Regions from separate parts of the Mus musculus genome. Here regions 2 and 3 are each linked to region 1. Evidence: chromatin loops called from intact Hi-C (ENCODE). Cell type or tissue: gastrocnemius. All regions are shown on one strand. Links, peaks and the distances in the headings refer to the core of each region. The heading gives the core; the rest is flanking DNA. Region 1 has its middle 88 kb from the start of Mir504. Region 2 overlaps Fgf13 (fibroblast growth factor 13). Region 3 overlaps Fgf13 (fibroblast growth factor 13).

Evidence for each region. A loop is a pair of places that touch in the nucleus more often than their neighbours do. Peaks named below come from ENCODE experiments on the same cell type or tissue, not always from the same donor. Only the 100,000 strongest peaks of a DNase experiment are listed, where the experiment ranks them.
Region 2: a loop joins it to region 1, with 4 times the contacts of the local background. A loop is called at or near these places in 2 of 42 quality-filtered maps.
Region 3: it touches region 1 in a loop (7-fold over the local background); 2 of 42 quality-filtered maps call a loop at or near these places.

The regions. Positions count from the first base shown.
Region 1 is chrX:59,006,533-59,012,792 of GRCm38, reverse strand. No RefSeq gene overlaps it. Among named protein-coding and RNA genes, the nearest start is that of Mir504, 88 kb to the left of the region's middle. In gastrocnemius, for the core only: no CTCF peak of the experiment used is centred there; a DNase peak (open chromatin) is centred at 3,562.
Region 2 is chrX:59,071,779-59,078,038 of GRCm38, reverse strand. All of the region lies in intron 3 of Fgf13 (fibroblast growth factor 13), which reads left to right. Among named protein-coding and RNA genes, the nearest start is that of Mir504, 23 kb to the left of the region's middle. In gastrocnemius, for the core only: no CTCF peak of the experiment used is centred there; no DNase peak of the experiment used is centred there.
Region 3 is chrX:59,059,878-59,066,137 of GRCm38, reverse strand. Fgf13 (fibroblast growth factor 13) reads left to right here. Exons shown (of 5, transcript NM_010200.3): 5 at 2,469-3,993. The coding sequence ends at 2,605. Among named protein-coding and RNA genes, the nearest start is that of Mir504, 35 kb to the left of the region's middle. In gastrocnemius, for the core only: no CTCF peak of the experiment used is centred there; no DNase peak of the experiment used is centred there.

The sequences.
Region 1 (6,260 bases), core at 540-5,539:
CCAAGTATTTGAGAATACAGTAAGGAAAAACTAGTAGGAAAGACAGGCCCCAATGATTCTCCATTAGGAGGAAGTCCATGTATGTCCTTTATAACAGCTACTCTGTCCTTGTGCAACAGAAGAAACTCTGCTTCCTATACCTACAAGAGATCCTTTCATTATTTATTTTACCCAAATATAGCAATAAATAGATTGTGGGAGTTTGCTCTGATTGGCCCAGCCACTAATGACCAGTGAATTATTTTTCTTCTGTGATCTGTATGCCAGTGTTCCAGCCCAATTGTGGTCATTGACACTATAGACATTATGATATCATTGGTATCCACTGAACTCTGCCTAGAGATGTATCTGCTAGGGAGTCGGTTATACTAGTGAGTAGACCAAAATATAACAACAGAATATATAGTAACATGTAATGTACATGAGGATTGTCACATTTTGATGATAAAGTTGAAATTTTAACAGCCACTTTGGAAAAATCAGGCAATTCTTCATAAAAGTGAAACATATACCTACGCAATTGAAATTCTCATCACTATTTTAGTCATTTATTTAGTAAAATAAAATATGTCTGTACATAAAATTGTTCAACAAAATTGTGTAGCATTTGAATTCATATTCATAATAACCCAAGCTACAAATGTTCATTTTTTCAGCAATAGTAAAGTGGGTAAACAACTTATATTGATGGACTACTGATAGACAACAATGAACAATCAATGACAAACAGAATAAATTATATATATACAACAAAAACCAAAGAAACACATAAGAACAGGCACTCGGCTGAGTGAGGAACCATATACAGGAGCATTGCCATATGTGAACATGGACACTCAGCTCTAGAAGGGGTAGAATTCTTTTTTCTTAGATTCATATTATTTATATGTGGTGAGTATGATGTATGTCTGCATGATGTATGTGAACGACTTTTGTGCCTGATGCCCACAGAGTGCAGAAAAATTGTATCAAATCCCCTGGAACTGGACATTTGGGTAGCTGTGGATTACCATGTAGATACTAGCAACTGAACATGGAATAAACAGTGTGTTCTTAACTGCTGAACCAGGTCTCCATTCCGAAGAAGCAGTGTTCCATTTTCTCAAAGAGATACTAGGGTTCCATCTGGTTAGGCAAGTAATTGTTTTTCTCTTTGTTTTCTTTTTTTATTAGATATTTTCTTCATTTATGTTTTAAATGCTATCCCGAAAGTCCCCTATACCCTACCCCCACCCTGCTCCCCAACCTACTCACTCCTGCTTCCTGGCACTGGCATTACCCTGTACTGGGGCATATGATCTTCGCAAGACCAAGGGCCTCTCCTCCCATTGATGGCCAACTAGGCCATCCTCTGCTACATATGCAACTAGAGACACAGCTCTGGGGGGTACTGGTTAGTTCATATCATTGTTCCACCTATAGGGTTGCAGACCCCTTTAACTCCTTGGGTACTTTCTCTAGCTCCTTCATTAGGGGCCCTGTGTTCCATCCAATAGATGACTATGAGCATCCACTTCTGTATTTGCCAGGCACTAGCATAGCCTCACAAGAGATAGCTATACCAGGGTCCTGTCAGCAAAATCTTGCTGGCATATTCAATAGTGTCTGGGTTTGGTGGTTGAATATAGGATGGATCCCTGGGTGGGGCAGTCTCTGGATGGTCATTCCTTCTGTCTCAGCTCCGAACTTTGTCTCTGTAACTCCTTCCTTGCAATTAAAATGTACCCATTTTAAAATATGCAAATTTGATCCATATAAGAAATACTTGAATGCAACAATCAAGTTGCTTGTGTTTTAGGCATGAGTAGAAATAAGAGTAATATAACATTGAGAGCTAGTCAAGCTGTGTGAATGCATACATGTAGTTTCATTAATTTATTATTCTTTGTGTTTGAGATGATCTAAAAAATTTCCTAAAATGAATAAATAAAAAGAGAAAGCCCATTAATGGTCATTAACAGTATCTTTGTGTGAAAGTTTCCCTTGGTATGTTAAATAGCCCCTAATAATCTATTAGAAACCTGCATGAAATAGTGTTAAGTTGGTCTGGGTTTATTATGCAGCTTGTTAAATGAATGCACGCATGAACACACACACACACATGGGAGAGAGAGAGAGAGAGAGAGAGAGAGAGAGAGAGAGAGAGAGGAGGAGGAGGAGGAGGAGGAAGAAGAAGAAGAAGAAGAAGAAGAAGAAGAAGAAGAAGAAGAAGAAGAAGAAGAAGAAGAAGAAGAAGAAGAAGAAGAATATTAAATTACTTAGTCCAACACAAAGTGGTACTCTTTTTTTTTTCTGGTTAAGTCGTTTTTTGTTTTTTGTTTTTTTTTAATTGGGTATTAAAGTGGTACTTTTAAGCCAGGCTTTTTGGTATATGCCTTTAATTCCAACACTCAGGAGGCAGAATCAGACCGATTCCTGTAAGCTGAATGCCCGAGTGAGTTTCAGTAGTGTTTTAGCTGCATAGTGAGACTCTGTCTCAAAAATCAAAATAAAAATGTGGTTTACTTCAGATCATAGGACTTTAGGTTATTATTACCCCATCTGTATTTTTCTGCTTGTCACAAATATATAATTATGAGTATGCCATTTTTTATAATCATAAAAATTAAACCCACAAAAAATTGGATATTGTCAGGGTAGGGGCACACCCAGGGAAAGCACATATCCTCAGAGGATAAGGGATGGGAAATGGGGGATGGGCTATCATGACTACCCTCTGAAAGATCCAGCAAGCAGCTGAAAGAATCAGATGCAAATATTTGCACCCAACCAGTGGACAGAAGCTGCTGACCCCTGTGGTTGAATTAGGGAAAGCTGAAAGAAGCTGAGGAGAAGGGGGATCCTGCAGGAGGACCAGCAGTCTCAATTAATCTGGAACCCCGAGATCTGTCAAACACTGGACCACCAAACAGGCAGCATACATCAGGTGCTATGAGACCCCAAACATACATACAGTAGAGGACTGCCCAGTCTGTGTTCATTCAGAGATGAAGCATCTAACCCTCAAGAGACTGCAGGCCCCAGGGAGTTTAGATGTCAGGTGGGGTGGGGAGTGGGAGCATCCACATGGAGACCGGGTTGGGTGGGGAGGAGCTGTGGGATGTGGAGCAGTCAGAGGTTGGATGTGGAAGGGCGGGGAATGGAATATGGAATCCTCAATATTTGTTGAAAACAAAAGGCTAGCTATCTTTAATAATATGTAAATCCTTGCTTATAGAAAAAATTGTGGCTACATCTTAAAGTACTTATTAATTTATTGATATTATTAACATTTAAGCATTTCTTTGTTCTAGGCACTTACCTCATCACTGTGGACACGGTTGCTCTCAAGACGCGTCTCTTCTTTATTAAAAGCTTGGTTATTTTATTTACATTTCAAATGTTATCCCCATTCCTGTTTTCCCCTCCACAACCCCCTATCCCATCCCCTTTCCCTATGCTTCTACGAGGGTGCTCCCCCACTCAAGTCTCCGGCCCCACTCCTTCAGCACCCCTCCTACACTGGGACATCAAGCCTCCACAGGACCAAGGGCTTCTCCCCCCATTGATGCCCAACAGGCCATCCTCTGCTACATATGCATCTGGATCCATGGGGACCTCCATGTGTACTCCTTGGTTGGTGGTTTAGTCCCTGGGAGCTCTGGGGGGTCTGGTTAGTTGATACTGTTGTCCTTCCTATGGGGTTGCAAACTCCTTCAGCTCCTTCAGTCTTTCCCCTAACTCCTCTATTCTCTATCCCTGCATTTCCTTTAGACATGAGCAATTCCGGATTAATATTTTTAAGATGGTTGAGTAGCCCCATCCCTCAACTGAGGGCCATGCTTAACCACAGGATATGGTCTTTGCAGGTTCTCTCTTCCCTTTGTTGGGTATTTCACCTAATGTCATCCCTGTTGGGTCCTGGGATGGGGAATCAGGTGTAGCCACTAGAAAGTCCCAGATGCCAAAAAAGAGTTTCCCAGGACAGTTTTCTTCTAATGAAAAGATTGTTATCCAAGCAAATAATTGAATGCAACTTCGAGTTTTCACTGTCATCAAGTTCTTTAAAGATAAAGTCCTCAGTACACAGGAGAGTATTTTAGTCTTACGGTACTTTGCTTTTGTAAGTGAATGTGATTAAAAGCAGTTTAAGTTGACAAGTCTAAACACATTAATTGTTGCAATTGAATGACTTCCTGAGATAACATGTGAAAATTACTACAGAAATGTATAGCTCCTAATGACCACATCCTAGGAACCCAGAAAACAGATAGTTTCCAATAGAAACACATATTTCTTTTATTGACAAAGATGAATTGTTGTACTATGACTCTCCTCTTTCTAATTTCCTGGCTTGTGACGATCAATCAATACTCCTTAGACAGCACCCATTTTATGCTCTGACAAGTGTTATTTTTTGGAGGCCATTCTTGAAGCTTTTTTTTTTTTTATTAATGAAAAGCAGTCTTGTAGCATCTTCAGCTACTTCCACTCTGTTTTCTGGCCGTGCTCCGTCTGGTTCTGCTATTACAAACAGCTGAAATTAGTACATTGTGATATTATGCAAAAGTGCTCTGACAGATTGAGCTAAGAATAGTGTGCATTGGTTATTTCACTTTGGCATATAAATAATTTGGCATTTTAAATGAAAGAATTTTATAGACATCAAAATATGTGTTTGTATTAGCAATGTCTTTTCTTAGGGATTTGAGGAATCACCTTGACACTATGGAGTTTGAAATGATGAATTGAGAAAGCAGACCTGACTCTTGCTCATGATGCCCTTTGGATTAAACATAGAGGCTGACTAACCATTTTCCATTCACTACAGCCAGAGAGGTTCTTAGTGTTGTTCCCTACAATTCTACAATTAACTAAACCGTGCCACACTGCAAAATGTGGTTAGGCCCCGATCTATAATTTCTTAATAACTTGGACAGAGACATTTGTACCATATAAAAAGTTTGCTCATGAAAAAAATGTGATATAGTCAATATACTAATAAGTATAATCAAGAGCCTTATATTTGCATGTAACAACAATTAATGAAACAGACATTTTCAATTTGAACGACAGCAAGGAAGGGTATATGTGGGGTTGGTTAGAGCATGGGTCTCAACCTAAATGATGCTGAGAACTTTTAACACAGGTCCTCGTATTGTGATGACCCCTTAGTTATAAAACTACTTTTGTTGTTACTTCATAGCTACTTGTTACTTTCTCTGTAAGTACATGCTATTGTGAATTATAATGTAAGTATTTTTGGAGACAGAGGTTTGCCAAAGGGTTTGTGACTCACAGGTTGAGGACAGAGGGACAAAAAGAAAGGGAAAATGATATTATATTATAATCTCAGAAATAAAGGAAAAATAGAAAAATAAATATGTTCCCTAGAAGTTGTCTTTATCACAATAGATTAATGTGGAAGAAAATGTCTAGAAAGGGTGTACATGTGAATAATTTTGTTAGGTACTCAGGATGGGATCTGTTACTTATGTTTTTGCTCAAGCAAGTAACTTTGTATTACAAGTTTTTAGTATTTTAAGTAAAACAAACAAAAACAAAAAACAAGAAGTGTCTGTTTCATAGAGTTCCTTTCTTAACTAGAAACATAGTGAGGCACTGTCAGTGGGATTCTCTGAAAACTGATGCTGGAGGAAATTATTCATGTGACTGGGTATGGGCATTCTTTATTTGGAAAGACTTGCCTTCAGTATTTCTCTGTTAGTTTTTGCTCTCTGACATGAAGGACGTTATTTAACCTTTCAAGCTTCTGTTTTCTTTTGTGTCAATGTGAATGATTAAAAAAATATATAATCAAACAGTACAGTACTTGGTATAGTAGCTGTTCTTCATGATACAAGGAAGAAGCTGTTTGGCAAACACTTTGAACAAAGATCACTTTCTGCTAATGATAACATTAATATTTCACTCATAAGAGTTTTTCAACACATGTGAGGTTTGTATTTCATTTTAAACATCTGAAAGTTACAACTTTCCAGGGAGATTGAAACTTATTTGTTTTATTGTTTCTCAGATTATAGTATACATGATCTCTTAGATATTGTATTCTAATAAGATGGTAGTCTTGATGCCTAATTCCAGGTTTTACTTTCATAGCTTTACTTTCATGTTTAGGACACTGAAAAGAGGATGTTCTCTTCATTTAGAAAATGTGGGATGCAAGCAACACTTCAATACTGCCCGGTCCACTCTCTTTGTATATATTCAGTAGCTCATCTTCCTAATAATCAAACTTGTCTTAGGATATAAAACAAGGC
Region 2 (6,260 bases), core at 857-5,856, 65 kb before region 1:
AGAAAGAATTTGAGAATGTTTTACAAAGTAGCAGCAATCCAGTGTCTCTCTGTGACTCTATTTTAGTTCCTCCATTTACAGAGAGGTCTTTGTGCTCTGTCCTCTCTTACCAGGCTCTGTGTTTTCAGTAGGATACACATTGCAGTAATTTACATTCTGCAGCCCATTGCTCTTGCATTACTCTCCTACCTGTGCAAGTGGGATTATAAGGAATCTTTTTGGTAAAGCTTTGAAGAAGCAGATTCTTAGTTATTCTCAGCTATACTCTCCTGCAAAGACAGACTCCATGCAAGTTAACACAACCTCTATCCAGCACAAATCAAACCAGTGATTCCAGAAGTTTCCTGAAGTATGCACACATTCTTTACACCCACCTTAGTGTGCTGTTCATTTTACTAGGCTATCCTCGTCCTTTTCAGTTTATATAGAAGCACATAACCTTCATTTCCCTGCTGGTTTGTTGGATCTTTGCGAAATTTTTCAGAACTCCTAAGCTTTAATTTTCAGTCAGGAGCTTACAAAAACTATTTTAAAAGATTCAACCTACTAAGCTTGCGCTCCTGCTGACTACAAGTCCCTCAGAGGTCATTATTTTGCAAATGGATTTAGATCACATTCTAAAGTTATTACAGAGAGGAGCACTGCCACAAATTACAGAGCACCAGATATCATAGTAAAGGAAGGCTTAAATAGGGCATTTGATGTGTAGAAAACATTCTTGATACTATTTCTTTAAGACAGTGTCTTGCTGTTCATTTTTAGCTGGATAGCTCAAGGTGGGTTCAAACCATGGCAAGTCCCCTATTTAAGACTTCCAAGGGCTCAACCTACCAGCATATTCCAGCAGGCCCATCTAATCCCTGATACTTTTATTCACCTTTCAAACATGTATGTTAGGGCCTGGAGACATGGCTCAACCACTAGTGAGCCAGTGCTCTTTTGGAGGACGTAAATTTACCAGCACTCATGAAGGAAAACTCACACTGCCTCCAATTACAGCTTATGAGCCATAGCCCCCAACACACACATACACAATTTAAAATAAAATGTATCTCTTTTAAAAACCATGTAAGTCAACACTGATAGCTTGTGGATTTACTCCTCATAATAGACACATTTTAATAGATGACTGTTCTTTACTCAATTAAACAAATCTTTCTGCTGATTTCTGTTAAACAATGGAGTCCTTTATTAAGTTTAAATTATAATGTTGTTTTCTTACAATCTGAAACATTTTTTCTTTAATTGATTCATGTTTTTACAAATGGCAAAATTCCATCCTTTTGATAGCTAAATAGTATTCCATAGTGTGTATGTGTTCCACAATTCTTTCATCTTGTCTTCAGCTGATAAGCACTAAAGGTATACCCTTTTCTTCACTACTATGAGTTGTGTTGCAATAAACATCAGGATGCACATGTATGCCATGAGGAGTACTGGCTTCATTTCCTTTTAATGTCCTTTTGGTAGTTAGGTTGCCAGACCATATGATAGATCTATTTTAAGATTTTATTTATTATTGTATGTGTAATCTGTGTGTTTATGACATGGGGGGAGCTGCCAGGATGTACATTTCAAGGTCAGAGGACAGTTTTTAGGAGGCATTTGTCTTCTTCTGCCACAGATTCCAAGGACGAAAATTTATATCACCCAGTGTTCATTTCCAGTACTTCCACTAGAGGAACCATCTCGATGGACTTTAAAAGAAAATAAGGAGCATCCATAGTGTTTTCTCTAATAGCTGTACTAACTAATATTTGTACCAGTTGTGTGTTGGAGATCTCCATGCTGCGCATCCTCAGGGTTGTTTGTTATATTATGTCTTTGTGATAACCATTCTACCAGAGAGGAATGTGAATTACATTTTCCTGTGCCTGCTAACTAGTGATGCTGAGCACTGTTATATATTTATTGAACAGTTCTGTGACTTCTGAGAAATGCCTTTACCTATAATTCATACATACATAATCTCAATATCATCAACCCGTTTTTCAGATGCATAATTTGTAAATGTTTTAATCCCTATTCTGTAGGGTGGCTCATGTTCACTATCTCCTTCATTGTACAGAAGGTTCATGTGGTAGAATCTTGTTGCTTTTTGCTTTTGTTTATTCTACTTTTAGGCTAAGTATCAAAAAAATAAAAGACACAAGGTCAATAAAGCACAAGAAAAACATAGGACTAAATCATTTGTTTCATGGACCTTATGCCGTTTTTGATACTTAGCCTTATTTTAAGGTCAGACAATATAGTTCTTTTAAATTTTTCTCTCTCATTGGCTTAGATTCTTGGAGAAGGGGTGATTATACAGTTCTATACAAAATTTTGCTGCTTATCGACTTACTCATCATGTCTTGAGCAGCCTGCTTTCTTATAGAACCCAGAACTGCCAACCCAGGTATAGCACCACCCACAGTAGGATTACCCTTCCCTGCTCAATCATTAATTAATCATAGGGCCCCCAATGGAGGAGCTAGAGAAAGTACCCAAGGAGCTAAAGGAAAGGGCAGCCCTATAGGTGGAACAACAATATGAAGTAACCAGTACCCCTGGAGATCGTGTCTCTAGCTGCATATGTATCAGAAGATGGCCTAGTCGGCCATCACTGCAAAGAGAGGCCCATTGGACTTGCAAACTTTATATGCCTCAGTACAGGGGAACACCAGGGCCAAGAAGAGGGAGGGGGTAGGAGAGTTGGGGGGAGGGTATGGGGGACTTTTGGGATAGCACTGGAAATGTAAATGAAGAACAAAAAAAAGAAAATGCCATACAGGCCTACCTGGCTCTGTTTTTACATTTTAATAGGCAGAATAATCCAGTGCATGACACAGCTTGGTAGAACTGCAAGATACAGGGTAACCAGGACAAATCTGTAAGTGAACTCTGGAACTAAAACATTGTATGTGAGTCCTCATTGATAGTCCTAGTATTGTAGTTTTTATTGATGAACTGTAGGGGAAAAGCAATATTTTGCTGTTTTGTGAAGCCAACCTAGGGTAAATTAAAGTACCCATGAAATATCTTGGAATATAAAAATGACATCAAGAAATTTTGTTGTAACAGTATGAAGCAAAAACTAGCCCTATGTAATATTGTTAAGCATAATTTGCATTTCTTTTCAAATTCTTGCTAATTATCATGTGTACTTTTAAGTCCTTTTGTGGCATGGAATTTCACAAGGCCCATTTAAATACCTCTCTCTTTTTTAGTGCTGTGGAATACAGCACTGCAGCCATTTAAGCCTGCTGCAGACAGAAATAGAAAGAAAGAAAGAAAGAAAGAAAGAAAGAAAGAAAGAAAGAAAGAAAGAAAGAAAGAAAGAAAGAAAGAAAGACAGACGAAACAGTTTCCTGGGAACCAAGCTTTGAGGAGAACACTAATGCAAAGTATAATTTATCTGTAGCCCTAATTTGGGGTAGAATTATATTCTAATATATTATTAAGATACACATAGGCCAATCTTATTCCTTGAAATTGATCCCAGATGAAAAGGAACTCTGAAAATGAAAGAATATATGTTGCCCTGGCCTTCTGGTCATTTATTATCAGAAGAAAACCTATATTAGAGTTTCATTCATATACAGCTTCTCATTGAATCTTCTGGCAAACCATAATAAAGGTGATAGGACTGGTAGGTTTTTTTTTTTCATCATTTCACAAGAAAGGCCAATGTAATTCAAATGACATTTTAGATATTTGGACACTGAGAGACAACAGTGTAATTGTGTGCCTATGTCTTTGTTGCAGGGAGTTCTCTTTAGTCTTATTTTCAGTGTAAGCATTGTTTTGTCTTTATAACTTATTTTTTAAAGATTTTTGTAAACTTTGTGTGAATAAGTGTTTTTGCCTGTGTTAATGTATGCATACCACATGTATGCTTGGTGCTCACAAAGGCCAGAAGAGGACATTGGGTCTCTTGGACCTGGAGTTACATATAGCTGTAAACCACCATATATGTGTGCTGGGAACTGACTCTGGGTCATCTGCAAATGCAGACAGAGCTTTTCACTGCTGGTACATCTCCCCAGATACACTACTTTGTCTTTTGTCTTCTTCCCTCCCACTCTCCCCTTCTAAGTTTTGAAAATTAGATTTATCAGGCTTAGGAGATGGCTTATTTGGTAAAATGCCTACTATATAAGTGTAAGAACTTGAGTTTAGATCTGCATTGCTTGTGCAAAGTAAGTAGACACAGTGTATAGTTCTAATCCTAGCACTGGAGTTTGGTGATAAGAGGTGAATAGATTCCTGGAGCTCAGTAGCCAAGCATCCTGATGAACTATAGGTCCAAAAGAGCCTGTTTCAAAACAACTAGGTAGATAACCATCAAAGAAGACACCCAACATCAACTTCTATCTTCCCCTATAAATACCTGAACCTTCACCAATCAGCACATGTGCACACACCCACACGGACATGTACATACAACACACATGTACATGTTCTCTCTGTCTCTGTCTCTGTCTCTGTCTCTCTCTCTGTCTCTCTCTCTCTCTCTCTCTCTCTCTCTCTCTGTCACACACACACACACACACACACACACACACACACACACACACACACACACACACGATTCATCTCTTGGCTTCTTTCCTCATTAATCACTTTCTATTTCTACCCTAGTAGGCAAGTCTGTCATTCTTGTCTATCCTATGAAAGAGCCTTCTCTTTATTAGGAAGGTGTCATGCCAGAATTAACCTTTTTATTGAGTTTTTACAGGCCTCAAAGGTCTCACCATATGATAGTACACTTTACATATATTTTTCATCACTTATGAGTAGGTCATCTGCTGTAAATCAGGTGTTATATGAGAACTGCTCTCAATTTCTCTTAGTCCAGCATTTTTTTTATCATAACTTAATGTATTTGTTTGGCAACAGAACAGAAAGCATTGATTCCCTCTTTCTCAACTTCTTTCTTATTATGCTTTGAACTCAGTAATAATGAAGTTTATTTGCCTCAAATATTCCCTGGGAGAGAACATCAAAGCTCTGAATATAATAATTAGTCCTGGATTTTGGGATCACTGATGGAAGGGAGGTCTATCTAGGGAATATAGGTAGTTACCTTGCCACCCCATGAGTATAATTTATATCTTGAAATTCCATTTACTTATAAAAGAGCTGAAACTCTGATTTAAATGTATTCCTGATGTTCGGTATGCTTCAGAATCATTGACATATACAAATCAGACCTGCTTAAATAACCTGCACATTTTAAATCCAGAAAATTAATTATCATTAGAACATGGCTCAGGATTAGATGAATAACCCTTGGTAGTGACAGTAATTGCTAACCTAATTGGAGGATTAGTCCGCTGAAAGTGCACTGGCAGATAGAAGGGGAAAAGAGGTCACTGGGGACATTGAAGAGAAAGAAAAATCTTTTAAAAATGTTTATAGGACTTTTTGGGGGAAAAACATGTTTCAGGGATGTAAATAATGTTTCTGTTGATGTCCATGCATAAATGTAGAAACTATATTTTCTGTGTTCTGTACTCCCTGCTTTAAAAGTGTCACATGTTCATTAAACAAAATATATTGAAAAGCAATAGCCTATGCTAGAATATATGGCCTTGATGTAACAAACTCGTGAACAGTGAAGACATTCTTGCTATCCAGGTTTAATGTTACCAGTTTTTGTTGGAACTACTTCAGTAGACAATTTTGCTTCCCTAGATCCAAGAGTATCTATGCAGCCTACCTAAAAATATGATGTGGGGGCTAAATGTGTAAAAAGGACATTTACAGTCTGTGTGGCAGTCCTCAAAGCTTCCGATCCTGCTGAAATACAGACTCACATGTCCCACTGTCACCTTGCAGTGGTATAACAGCTTACACTTCAAGAGCACAGTGCGGGTAGGGGGATGAAAACTCTGTTTGCCAAATTACTTATTTTAATTAGAAAGGTATTTAATCTTGGTGTGTCTGCTTTAATACTGGAAATGTGCTTATAGAACCTGCCTGACAAATATACACAGAGATATTAAGCTGTGTTGTTTTAGGCCATGGTTCCTGGTAGTACAGCTATAAGCCTTACTAGCCTCACTTTAGAGCAGCTACTGTTCTATTCTAAGCCTCCTTTGAGCAAGGCTCCAACTCAAGCAGGTCAAGCATACTGTACAGTACCCGTGCTTTGCCACTGTGACTGTAGCAACGAAGCCAGAGATGCTTCTTTAGACTCTAAAAGAGAATAGCAGTTTAAACCAGTCTCAAGTTTTTGGTTCTTGGATAGTGTTTCAGGCACACCATTAGATCTT
Region 3 (6,260 bases), core at 834-5,833, 53 kb before region 1:
TCTTCTAGGCTCAAGCCAGCCCTGCTCTACAGCTGCTGCTCTCCTTGGTGGGCATCAATGGCACTGTCATCTCCAAAATGTGGAGATCTGTACTCCACCAGCACTGCGCCCTTACCAGTAGCCTCTCTTGGGCTCCTCTCTTTAGGGACTCTTACCCCACACATGCTACCAGTCCAGTGTCTCTCAATGGCCCCTTGAGTCTTAGGCATTCAACATCCACTGAGGCTATACATTCACCTTGCCTCTCATAGTGCAAAGCCTTAGCTGCTGTTTATAAATCTTCCATGCATTTAAAACTACTAACACCTGGGAAAGACACAGCAATTTTGGCTGCCAGCAAAAGGTACCACTTTGGCCAACCTTGGACCATAGCTCTGGGTGTTGACCCTAAGGAAACCCTTCCCAGAAGATCTTGCCTCAGTTGATGCTACTATCTTCTTAATTACATTTGATTCTTTAGTCCCAGTTGACATATATCAGCTATCCCAACAAAGCAAAAGTTAAACTTCAGTGGATCTTAATTCAAAATATCAAATGACCCTATAGAGTTTTCCAGGCACTCTAAAAACGTCACTCGGAAAATTCACAAGCCAGGTCTCCATCATGTGCATTGATTTCAGGCCTATATTATCTTTTGTTCCCATAGCATCTCACTAAGCTCTGAACACTCAGTGGCTTTTCCAGCCCAAATGTTCCAAAATTCTTCCACAGTCCTCCCTAAAACATGATCAGATCTGCCACAGAAATATCCAATGACCTGGTACTAATTTCTGATTTAGTCAAGGCTACTTTCGCTGTGATAAAACACCATTACTACAAACAAGTTGGGGAGGAAAGGTTTTATTTTGCTTACATTTTCACATCACAGTTTATCAACAAAGGAAGTCAGGGCAGGAACCTAGAGGCAAGAATTAAAGCACAGGCCAGGGAGGAACTCTGCCACTTACTGGCTAGCTCAGCCTGCTTTCTTATCACACCCAGGAACAGAGCAACTCAGTACCGACACCCTACACACAGTGAGCTGGACCCTCCCACATCAATCAAGAGAATGCTACCATAAACATCCGTACAGTAAAATCTTGTGGGGGCACTTTCTTAATTGAGGGTCCCTTTTCCCAAATAATACTAGTGTATTTCAGGTGGACATTAAACAGCCAGAATAACTATTAAAATAAAACTGGGAGATGGTAATATTAGAGGGAGACATAGATAAGAAAGAGAGCATGCAAACCAAATAGGAGATGACAGTAGAGACTTGAACAACTACCCATCTCCTTACCCACACGTGCACACATGTTAAAATAAGTGTCACACTGTGTTTTACAGCTCATTTTTTGGAGCCAGAATACCTGATTCAAACTTCAGCTTCATTGTTCACTAACCAGATGGTTGGATTGTGTGTGTTTGGTTTAGTCGTTTGTGACAGTTTCTCAACTATGTAGCATTCTGGTCACAACTGGTTTCAAAATCTTGGTCATCTCCCCTCTGCTCCCCAAATGCCAGAATTCTAGACATTTGTCACCATGCCCCACTGTTAACCAAATGATCTTGAAATGTTACATACTTACATGTGCCTCATGATTGTCAGTTCAATATAAGAATATCCACTGTGTTGATGGCCCATGCCTGTTATCCCAGCACTTAGTAGCTAGCATAAGAGAGGCCTTAGAGTCCAGTTTGGGCTACCTAGTAATGCAAGAGCAGCCTAGGCTACAGTCAGACCTTATCTCAAATTTAAAGAAAAAAATGAGTTTTTATATTATATAGATATAGCATTTTTACAAGCACAAATTGTGATGTACATGGTGAGATTAATATTTAGCATCATGTATTCTGCAAGTATATGAGTATATGCAAGTGCCGTGATTTATAGCCCAACAATAATAATTGTTACCACTTATTGTACTGGAATCATGCAAATACTTTTCATCTTAAAGTTTTATTTTAAGATATGATGGAAATCAATGTTTTAAAGTGTGTAAAATATTGATATTAAGCTTTCATAGTATTTTATAGATTATATTTAAACTTCTGAGAGCTTTATTAAATGTGTTTTCATTAATCCTTGCATATAACACCGTGATAGAAGTTAGGCACTAAATTCCCTTACATGGGACTAAATGAGGACTAGAATTCACTGAATCTAGTCTAATGCACTCTGCCAAGTACTTATTTGTTTGTCTTAGTAAGCAAAAGAAAATATTTTGATCTGTTTTGTCTTTGTTTCTTTTCAGTTATTAAAAGGAAATCTTTTGATAAATAAAAATAGTTTATTGTGTTTAAGATACTATTATAAAAAATGTATTCACTGTGGAATGGCTAAGGTGAGATAGCTACCATGAGCTTTGCTTCCTGCCCTTAGAAGTTTTAAAGTGAGAATACCTAAGATCTGTTGTAGAATTTTTGAATACTACAATACATCAGTGTGTCCCTTTAAAGCCATTTTCCACCATCTCTGTGCTTTTCAGTGGCCATGTACAAGGAGCCATCTCTGCACGATCTCACGGAGTTCTCCCGATCTGGAAGTGGGACCCCGACCAAGAGCAGAAGCGTCTCTGGTGTACTGAATGGAGGCAAATCCATGAGCCACAACGAATCAACGTAGCCAGTGAGGGCAAAACGAGGGCTCTATAACAGAACCTTACCTTCAGGTGCTGTTGAATTCTTCTAGCAGTCCTTCATCCAAAAGTTCAAACTTATCAGTGAGGTTTACCAAACACACAGGCAGACTTCCCTATTCTCTCTGCCGTTATACCTTGTTATCACCCATATTAAAGCCCCATAATTTATTCTGAGCTTGTGCAAAAGAGTGCCAAGCATTATCAATGAACTAAACCTGGAAGAAGGACTGCCAAATTTTCTCATGATCTCACCTGTACTTTGGGGATAAATAAAACAGCAAAAATATTTAACAGCACAAATGCTGGTCAATTTGCTTCCCAATTAAGAAAAATTAAAAGACCACAGCTATTCTTAACAAAGCAAAACAACAAAACAAAGTTAACTGCTTAAATGTTTTGTAGGGGCAAACAAATTCTGTGAACTGTGCTGTTTTCTTGGCTTCGTGTTTTCTATCTCTGCTTGATTCAAATGTACTCTTTACTTTCATATAGTGCAACTTTATGATTTTTGAAAATTAATGGTTCTATTGACTCTGTCACTTAATCCATATTAACCAAAGGCAGGGTTGAATCTGAATTGGCATCTGAGGTTCAAGGTAACCGTGTTCTTATGGGTTTTCCTCTCTCGCACCCTCTCCTTTCCACCCTCCCTCTTTCTCTCTCTCTCTCTCTCTTTCTCTCTCTCTCTCTCTCTTTCTCTCTCTCTCTCTCTCTCTCTCTCTCTCTCTCTCTCTCTCTCTCTCTCTCTCTCCTTTTTTGTTGTCAATTAGAACTGTAGCATTCTGGTCAAGTTCTTGTGCTGTACTTTGTGCGTAGAAATTGAGTTGTATCGTCAATCCCAGTCAGTAAGATAAGTTGAAACAAGATTATCCTCAAGTGTAGATTTCTCTTAATTCCATTCGTGTATCATGTTAATCTATTGTGGCTTCTTGTGTAAAGACAGGAACTGTGGAACAGTGGCATTGTCTTTCGTGTTGTTCAAATAAGAAGTGTCTCACCTGTACATGTACAAGTCCTCCTGTCATTGGATTTGGCACGTGAACATTGTGAACAAGGCAATGTTAAGAATGGTTCCCCCTAAACAACATATATTATACCTGCTACTGGAAAAGTGTTTAAGACTTAGCTAGGTTTCCATTTAGATCTTCATATCTGTTGCATGGAAGAAAGTTGGAATCTTGGCATAGAGTTGCATGATATGTAAGATTTTGTGCATTAATAATTGTTAAAACCTGTGTTCCAAAAGTGGACATAGCATGTACAGGCAGTTTTCTGCCCTGTGCACAAAAAGTTAAAAAAAAAGTTGTTTAATATTTGTTGTTGTATACCCAAATACGCACCGAATAAACTCTTTATATTCATTCAAAGAAAAGGAAAACTTCAATGTGTGTTTATTATCCATTATGTGCTATCAACTATATTAGAAACTGGACTTAATACTAAAGTTCATGTATAAGGCCACTGACTTCAGACAAGCTCCAGTGTCTGTTCGCATGAACACTCTTTCAACTGTGTCTCTCAGCCTTCAACTTTCATATTGGTCCTCAAGAGTCCTCCTTGTCATTGAGCAATCAAACTGTGTGAGGATCTTTGAGCTAGTCATATGTTCTGCATTTAGTGTCACACCCCAACCTTTAGCTCATCTCATTCCTCTGTAGAAGAAAAAAAGCACAAGACTAAATAGCTAAGTCCTTTTCCATCTCAGAGAGTGTAAGGAAATTATAAGCATTCTTTCCTGGGGGTGCCTTTTATCTAGCTCCCCAGAGCTGTTTATGTGTGACAATGAAGGCTTTGGAGTACTCAACATGGCAAGAATGGAGCAAACCAAACAAAAGGTCGTGTTTCAAAGCAAACATAGCATACTTACCATGGCACAGTTTTTTCAGGGAGATAATTGTGCTGACTCCCAAAATGCTTGGGGCAAATTCAGCAAAATCCACTCACTGGTCCCAGCCCAATTGCTTTGTGGCTATGCCTGAAGGAGGTAAGACTGCTCGTCTATCTTGAACTCAAGATACAAACACTAGTAGACTCCATCTGCTCCCTCTGCTTGTCTCCCTTTGTCCAAGCTCTTCAAGTTTCTTTTTGGATGTTGGGGTTGCTGCTTATTGTCTCATTATTCAGGAACATACATCTATTGGTCATAAACATCAGCACTTCATTGGGTCAGGGAAGCTCTGCAAATACAGAAGGTTCAAAATTCCCAGAAAGAAACTTGAACTCTCAGAAAGGTTGTCTATGAGCTGTTTTGTTTTGTTTTGTTTTGTTTTGTTTTGTTTTGTTTTGTTTTGTTTTGTTTTGTTTTGTTTTGTTGAGACAAAAAGTCTTACTATGTAGGTATATCTGGCCTGGACCTCATTGTAGTAGACTAGGTTGGCCTGGGACTCACTGCAGTCCACCTGTATCTGCTTGGAGTTGTTTTGAAGAGGTTATATTTATTAAAGTAAACAAAGAATTCAAAACTATCTTTAAATAATGGCAGTGCTGCGCGGGTTCAACTGCATATATATTCACACATTCTTCATGGTGAACATGTTGATCCTACCATATGCTTCCTGAAATTTTTAAAAAGTAAATAAATAAAAAGGTTCCACGATGAAACAAAAGACTGCAAATACTGTTGCTTATTTGACTTTCACACACATCAGGATTGCCAGGGAGGTACAGAAGGCCTTGACTGCTGCCTCCAGTGGTAATAATAGGTCCGAGGCTCTACGTCTCTATTCAGTCCCTATGTGGTACTGAAGCTGCATGTTTTGCTCCTTGGATTAAAAGTGCCTGAGTCCATTCCATACTGCAGAACCCCAAGATAAGGAACTCTGCTTAACTTTGAAAAAAAATTTATATACAGACCTGATTATAGAGTCCTATTTTCACAGAGCACCTAATTAGCACAGCAGTAAAGGGGTAGACACTTTGGGTCAGTCCCCAAATCCCACCGTAGAGATTATACATTTGCATGGTTTTAAAGTGGCTCTAGGGAATCTCTAGAAGTGGGTGCTGGTCATAGTTTAAGAAAGGTAAAAACAGCAATAACAACAACCAATGTTCTATGCATAGTGGCATAGCACCTTACCTCACTTTACTCCCAAGGATTGTATATCCAACTCGTACATTGTATAGTGCCTAGAATCAAATGTGGGAAAGAACACTATTATTTTCTTCGTGCTAATAGCATTTCTTTGAAAGTAAAACAGTTTCACCAACCAGGAATTTTGTAGGTACTGCAAGAGGTCTCAGGTACATGTTTCCAACCATCTATTTGTGGAGAGGGTGAATATCTATTAAAATCATCATTCCATCTGTGGAGGCTGATTATAATAATTCTGTGCATAAGTGGTGGTAGACTCAGAACAGATAATCACTTCAAATTATTTCATCCTAAAGTGCCTGAAAAGCCTCATATGCTGAAGTGCACTATTAGTGGGTGAAATTGCTCTCCTCACTGGGACGTTTCAGAAACATCCAGCTTTATACCAACAATCTCAACAAGGACATCTATACATTGTCTATCATATTTTCCAAATGCTTTCTACCTCTATTTAAAGTGAGCTCCACATTTTAGGTACTGGTTATAGTACCCTAGCTAGTATCAAAACCTAGAATGGGCTGTAATGATTTCCAGTTACAAAAAGAATT